2 separate regions of the Homo sapiens genome follow, and region 1 is linked to region 2. The links are chromatin contacts, found by Hi-C or POLR2A ChIA-PET in ENCODE. All regions are on one chromosome and are shown on one strand. Each heading gives the region's core, a stretch centred on a gene start or an enhancer-like site at or near the end of the contact. The rest is flanking DNA. Distances are from core to core; before and after follow the strand shown.

What was found. A loop is a pair of places that touch in the nucleus more often than their neighbours do. ChIA-PET counts read pairs that join two places held with the same protein, here RNA polymerase II (POLR2A). Pooled maps may share reads with other maps.
Region 1: a loop to region 2 is called in a pooled map, with 7 times the contacts of the local background. The contact joins the promoter of GRK3 here to the enhancer-like site in region 2. A Hi-C loop is called at or near these places in 2 of 50 pooled maps. POLR2A ChIA-PET finds 5 or more read pairs at or near these places in 2 of 52 experiments (B cell and activated B cell).

The regions. Positions count from the first base shown.
Region 1 is chr22:25,562,566-25,566,269 of GRCh38, reverse strand. GRK3 (G protein-coupled receptor kinase 3) reads right to left here and starts at 1,595. Exons shown (of 21, transcript NM_005160.4): 1 at 1,117-1,595. The coding sequence starts at 1,229. It overlaps GRK3-AS1 (GRK3 antisense RNA 1), which reads left to right and starts at 854. Exons shown (of 4, transcript NR_183564.1): 1 at 854-1,190; 2 at 1,911-2,180; 3 at 2,789-2,967. RefSeq lists an enhancer at 383-898 and silencers at 1,010-1,259, 1,570-1,669.
Region 2 is chr22:23,912,579-23,915,937 of GRCh38, reverse strand. No RefSeq gene overlaps it. Among named protein-coding and RNA genes, the nearest start is that of MIF-AS1, 15 kb to the right of the region's middle. Within about 2 kb of position 1,882, at least 37 of the 41 ENCODE cell types and tissues checked have a DNase peak (open chromatin) inside an H3K27ac peak, as active enhancers do; they include B cell, where a contact is called at or near this core.

The DNA of each region.
Region 1 (3,704 bases), core at 346-2,845, 1.7 Mb before region 2:
ACAGAATTGCATGGTTTCAAATTCACCATAAACAAGATGCCTCTTTTGAGCATCAATTCCAAGAGCTATTTAGCATCAAGGAATCACATTAGCTGTACAACTCATGATGGTGTTAATTAGGAAAGGAGCTAGAGAAAAAAAAATCCATCACTGAAGCCTTGATACGTTATTTAAAACTCACTATTAACCAGACAAACTATTTTTTCTGGGGAAGTGCTAATGATATGAACTAGAAAAAATTTTACTAGTACCTTAATAATAAATCATTTGAGAGAAAATTGCAACTTGGTATGCACCTCACCGAGCCCCTCGCCAATTCAATCGGGCCCTCCTTTGATAATTTAACAACAAATTCCTGTCTGGAATCACCCATTCAAGTGTCTTTTTAAGTGACTCCTGTTTCAATTTTTTAATAAAGTGCCACCAGTAGATCTACAAGTTGAGGAAAGCAGCTCAGGTGACACACTTGGCACCAAAAAGAATACTGAGTGGGTCAAAATCCTGCCCGGGGACAAAATAGAAGAGAAGCCGAAGAAGGTGACTAGACTTAATAGACTTCAAGAAGAGCAAGTACTGAAAACAGCAGTTTAACTACCTCGGACAATAAGCAACAAGCCTGCAGTCCCCAGGTAAGCGGCCCAGAGGGAGGTGAGAGGATGGAGTTGGAAAGGGGGACCAATGAGCCCGGGAAGAAGGAGCGACCAGGATGGAGCGCAAAGCAGTGACAGGCAAGGAGCCAACGGGGACTACACCAATGCAACAGGAAGAACCACGGGGATGGGACAGGGCAGGACAGGACAGGGCTGGGGGGAGGGGGCGACAGGGATGGAGCTGGTCCAGCCAAGTCATAACCAGACCCTGGCTGGGGCGCTCGCTGCGCGCAGGGCGCCGCGCCGGGCACTTTGGAGCGCTCTCTCCCGGGGTGCCCCCCACCGGCCCTCCGATGCCCCATTTCAGAGACTGGAACGACGAGGCCGGCCCCGCATCGCCCGCTCCGCTGTGTCACCCGCCCCGGGGCAGCGGAGGCTCAGCGCCCGACCCTCCAGGAAGCAGGGGGTAGCTGGCGGCCGCAGGGGGCGGCGGCTTGGGGCCGGCGCCGGCCGGGGCAGCTGGTACCTGGGCTCCGGCAGGACGATCCTCTTGCTGGCGCGGGCGGCCGGGGTCGCCTTGCTCTTCTCCATGGCCATCAGGTAACTGACATCGGCCAGCACAGCCTCCAGGTCCGCCATGTTGGCGAGCTTTGGCGGCGGCGGCGGCGGTTACTCCGGACCTGGACGGGACGCGCGCCCGCCGCCGCCGCCCGCCGCGCCCCGACCTGGGGGGGCCGCCCCGGGGCAGCCCCCCCCTCCGCGCGCCCCCGCCCCGCGCGCGCGCCGCGCGCCCCACTAGCGCTCTGCGCGCGCCGCAGGCTGTAGCCGGCCGGGGTCGCAGCACGCCTCCCCGCTCCGCCCCCTCGCGCGCCGCCCGGCGCCCCGCGCACGCGCGCCGCCCCCTGCTCCTTCAGCGAGGGTCTGCGGGGAGCGCGCGTCCAACGGTCAGCGCCCCTCAGTGCACAGTCCCAGCGGCCTCGCTGGGCCGGCGCCTCCCGACCAAGTCTCTACGGTCGCCCTCCCCTCGGGGTGGCCACGAGGGACTCCTCCTCCTCTTCCTCCTCCCCTCCCTCCCCCTCGGTCTCCGCCTCCTCCTTCTCCTCCTCCTTCACTGCCCCGACCTCCCGCCCCAGGTTCCACGCGCTCTGATGCCCGCCCCGCTCACCCAGAGAAGCCCTGGGCCAGACGTCCACAACCCAAGGGGTTATGGGGAGGCCTCTGCTCCCTGGACACAGTAGTTCTCAAACTGGACAGTGTCAATCAGCATCCTCCGGGAGGTCTGGGGTGGCCCCGGAAATACATGTGTCCCACCTATCCCAGCAGGTAATGATGAAACTCCTGCTCTGGTCCGGGCTACCGGTGAACAGCGCCCAGCGGGCCGGGCCCCCAACCTCGCTCCTGAGCCTGAACATCCCCCCAACCCCACCGTGAGAATTCAGCGAAGAGTAAAAGCTGGAAAAAGTTGCGTGTCTTAGGCTAAGCAGAACAAAGTGGGGTGACGGCTCCCCGGCTAGGAACAGAGATGCCCTTAGGGAGCCCTCTGATGGAAGAGCTCTCCGCTTAAGAAGGTCACCACTCCCTTACACTCAGGTGAGAGGTTTTAGTTTGGGTGTTGAAATGGTGTTGAGAAATAGAAGGAGAGAGAGTATTCCTGTCGTTAGGGTTTTACGGTCAATACAAGAGACAATTAGGGAGCATCTGCTGCGAGCACACTCGCACCACGAGGGTGATTTAGGGAAGTGGAAAAGCGAGATACAGCCCAAACACCGAAGCTGGGGGGAATTTCCAGCTTCCTGATCTTCGGTCTCGGTGTCTTTCATCATCACTCCACCCCGATGCCTGGGGTTTTCAGTTGCTTATTTTTCTACAGTGTGCACACAAGTCCGCATTCAGGATCCATGTGACACTCAGGCTGGAGTGGTGGTAAGGGACACGCAGGCAGTCTTAGGAAGACCTAAGCTGGAAATTAATGTTTTAAAATCCCTTTCATTCACCTGAATTGGTCACGTATTTCCATGAGCCTAGACGTTGCTAGAATTTGAGTGAACGTTCTGTCCATAACTTACAGGGTTAACGGGACCCACCAGATACAGTTAAGGTCAAATTTCAGATATTTCATGTAATGTCATTGCAGAAGCAGCCTGATTCTGTCATCAAATAGCCTGTTTCCCTCTTTTGTTTTCTCTCCCACGCCACAGCCCCCCTCAATCTGATTCCCTGCTATGCCTGCCATCACCACTGGCCAGTTTTACCACATGCTTCTCAAGACCCAAGGCACAATAGGCATAAAGTTGTCCTGAAAAGGACAAGAGGAGTGTCAGAAGTAGGAATGGCAGTTGAAGGAGCTTCGTCTGCCAGCAGAAAGCTGAAATGACAGGCAAGCACAAAATATATTAAGGAGACAAAGCTATGCATGAGCGAAATATCAAACTTTCATCTTCTACCCACTTTTTTTTTTTTTTTTTGCTTAAAAACAGGAAGACAGAATGTCTTGTCAAGGGTCACCCCAGGAGGAGGAGTAAATTCCCCAAAAAGCGGAACATATTTTTATGATTTAATTAATACAATTTCTCTCAATGTGTCTGTTTATCATTTGAGCATCCACATGATCAGACCTGACATCTGCCTACATTTTCTTGGTCGTCTTTGACTTCAGTTAAGAACCTTTTGCTCTTTGTTTTCCCCCAGCAGCACAGTATATTAAGTTTGGAACAAGACACACCTGAAATCAAATCCCTGCTCTGTGCTGGGTGATCTTAGAGGCAGTCTTTTACCTCTTTCTACTTTATTGTTCTCATAGGAAAAGTGGAAATGAGGCCTTTTACCCCAGGGTTGTTGAGAAGACAGAGGAGAAAAAGCACATAAAAATGCACCTTGTCGGGCGTGGGGCTCACACCTGTAATCCCAGCACTTTGGGAGGCTGAGGCAGGTGTATCGCTTGAGGCCAGGAGTTCAAGACCAGCCTGGCCAACAGGAAAAATACATTAAAAATAATGTCTCTATTAAAAATACAAAAATTAGCCAGGTATGGTGGTGCACGCCTGTAATCCCAGCTACTCAGGAGGCTGAGGCAGAAGAATCGCTTGAACCCAGGAAGCGAAAGCTGCAGTGAGT
Region 2 (3,359 bases), core at 633-3,132:
ATCCTCTAGAAGACATAGGCATAACACTGGAGTCAATTTGCTAGTCCTCCCCTCACATGGTTCCCCTGAATTGTACCACCTTGGCCAAGGGAGATATGGGAGGTCTGTTTTGAGCATTGTTTCTCTGACAATAGACACATTGGTCAGCCACTTTATCCATCATTTTCTTTGCTTTTGGGGTCCTTATTATCCTGAGGAGCTAGGTGTGCATAGTCTTCTTGCCATAGATTGAGAGATCATGGGCAGGCTTTATAATAGCCCAACTCAGATTTCTGGGCACCCAAATCCTGCCTCTCTTATTTAGGGCCCATCCCTCTGAGAGGGAACTCTGATGCTCTCCCTCTCGCATGGCTTCCTGTAATTCCCCAGGGGAGTGTCTTGGTTTATTGGTTTATATTCATAAAGAGGTACTGAAGGAAGCAGGGACTTTCCCTCCCTGTGTGTGCCAGGTTGCTCCCCTTCATTAGTTCAAAGTCCCCCATTAGATGACCCCCACAATCTGTCTAGTCATTTCCACTGTGCAGTAGTGCCAATATTTATGTTTCATATTTGATTTATTTGTTATTGGCATTCAGAAGTCCCCTTTCGTACCCGATTGCACCATGGGCATGGATCACAGTGAGCACATATCTCAAGTCTGTATAAACAGTCAAGGCCTTGTCCTTTCTTCATGCCAGGGCTCTGGTTAAGGCTATTATCTGAGTCTTTGGGGCTGAAGTTTGGGCAGGGAAGCTTTTGGCCTCTATGGTTTTCCATAGGGAGAGAACCACATATCCTGCCCTTCTTTCGCTCTTCCGTGAAGCTATGGCCATCTACAAACCCTATGTCTTCCTTTCCTTTTTCAACCACATCTCTGCTACAGAGAACCTTGAAGGTCATTTCTACTAAATGCAAGCGGTTAATATTAGGAACTGAGACTTGTGTTTTTCCCAGGCATGTCCTCAAACTTTGGCTAAATTAACCTTTATTGATTGAGACACCTGTCTCAGTCATTTTTTGGTTAACACAATACAGATAAAGTAGGATCCCTATCTCATATTACACATAAACATTAATACAGATGGACCAAAGACCTAAATATGGGGGATGGATCAGTAGAAAATACGGGAGAATATCTCTATGACCTTGGGACAAGGGCTGAGTTTTTAAGCAAAACACAAAATGCTCAAATCATAGAGGAAAAGATTGATAGTCGCCTGTGTTACAATTTTAGATTTGTGCTTCAAAAAGACACCCTAGGAATTAGGGGTGGAAAGGAAGCAAGCCACAGAGTGGGAGCAAATATTTGCAATTAATGCGCTGAACTAGTAAAAGACTGGTATCCATAAAATTATAAAGAACTACCAATCAATAAAAACCACAACCCAATAGAAAAATGGGCATAAAATACAAACAGGCAATTCTCAGAACATGAAAACAGAGTAGTCAATAATTACATAAAGAGAAGTTCAAACTTACTCAAAGTAGGGAAATGAAAATCAAAGTTATAATGAATATTACATTCCACACCCATCAGGTTGGCACGCTCAAACTGTATGTTTAAGATGCTATATTTAATGTTATTACAATCAAACTATGTTCAAGTTTTTTAATATGCTATTACAATCATTATAACAGCAAAAAATTGGCAACACTCCAAACGCCCATTACAAGAGGATGGAACAGGATATAGAGTGGATATTAGCGAATTAGGCCCATACATCTGCGTGGGAGCATCTCAGAGAACGCAGGGGCGAAACGCCGGAAGGGCACACAAACCAAGCCCCGCCCCCGGGAACCCCGCTCCCACACGGAGCATGCTGGAGGCTGATAGGTTGGTTTGACCACGCCAGTTCCGCCTTCGCCTGCCCCCTTAGAGCCCCGCCCCCGCGCGGAGCATGCTGGGGACATACGGACTCACTTTCCTCGCCAACCCCGCCCTCCGGAGCTACCAGCAACAACCAACGGGCAGCGAGCAACGGGCGCGCGCTGCTCCCTTAGGAGGCGGTGACCATCTGCCCGTGTGCCCAGGGCCTCTGAGGGCGCTGGATGGCTCCGTTGTGTCCGGGTGGTCTCGGGAGCTGCAGGGAAGGGGCGGGAAAACTACACCGGACCCCATGGGGAGCGCAGAGGCGGAAAGGGAAGGGCCTAGGGACCTCAGATTGTTTTGAATCAAGGGCAGAAAGATCGGGTCGGAGGGAGGGAAGGAAATACTTCCGTGCCTTCAGAGGGAGTCTAGAGTCCCAGGCCGTGCCGGGTGGAAGGAACTGTGCAGCGTCCCAGAGGGAAGGAAGAAGAAGGGAAGAGAAGTGGACTCAGAAAAAGTGGAGGGGAAAGAAGGGAGATGGGAGAAATGGAGGGCAGAAGAGGCAACGTTCCCCAGCCCTATAAACCATAATGAGCCCATATGAGAAAGCAGAAAGGTGGGTGGGAAGTGGGGGGCTAGAAAGGAAAAGAAACAAAAGCTGTCTTGGTCTGAGTCAGGAGCCCAGCTGTTGTGACAGGAAGGGACCTCAGAGATGGCTTTCACAGGTGGCTGTGACTATAGCTCTTTCTGGTGCCTCAAGCTCCCTCTTAACCCCTGGGAGACTTTTACCTTTGGGAGAGATTTCCCTTTGGGTTAAGGAGGGGAAAGAGGGACAGAGGGACAGTGGCAAGGGATGCCAGGAGAAGGTGAGGGAGAGGACACATGAGTGTTAGGTTTTTGAAAAAAGACGAGGGTTAAAGACAAGAGAGTTGACCACTCTACAACACAGGTTTATTAACACAACCTACAGAGGTGGGGACCAACTTAATGCCAAAGCCCCACTAGCACTTACAGGCTGGAATCATTATAGGCCTGGATGAGGGGTCTGGAATGGTAGGACTTACTGCCCAAGAGGATGTTAATAAAAATATTTCTTAAACCTTTGTCCCAACAAGATGTGATAAAGAAGTCAGACAGTTGGGGAGGATGTTACTTACAGCCCAAACCCCTGCAGAATGTTTCACTGTGACCAGGGTCTATGAAATGGCAGGAAGATTTACAAAATAATACAGCTTGGACTAAAAATTAGGGCCCAGCCTGGGGAGAGCTAGGCACTGATTTTTAGAGAAGTCTATGTCTTTGGCTATGCCAGAAGCACTGCAATCTTATTTCAAGGGCTTCTGGATGTGGTGGACTAAGTCTAAGACTAGGGGGTCCAGAGAAGACCCCATCCTTAGTAACCCTTGTCAATAGGGAGACTTCTCACGGAATCTGCTCTTTGGGTTTGACCCTCTGTCTTCATGTTCATGCCTCATTCATCTTTGTTAGGTTTTGAAGGGAAGGTGAGGGTTAAAGAGTTGGCAGCTTAACAGCAACACAGGTTTATTGCCAGCACAAACCTGTGGAGGGGGGA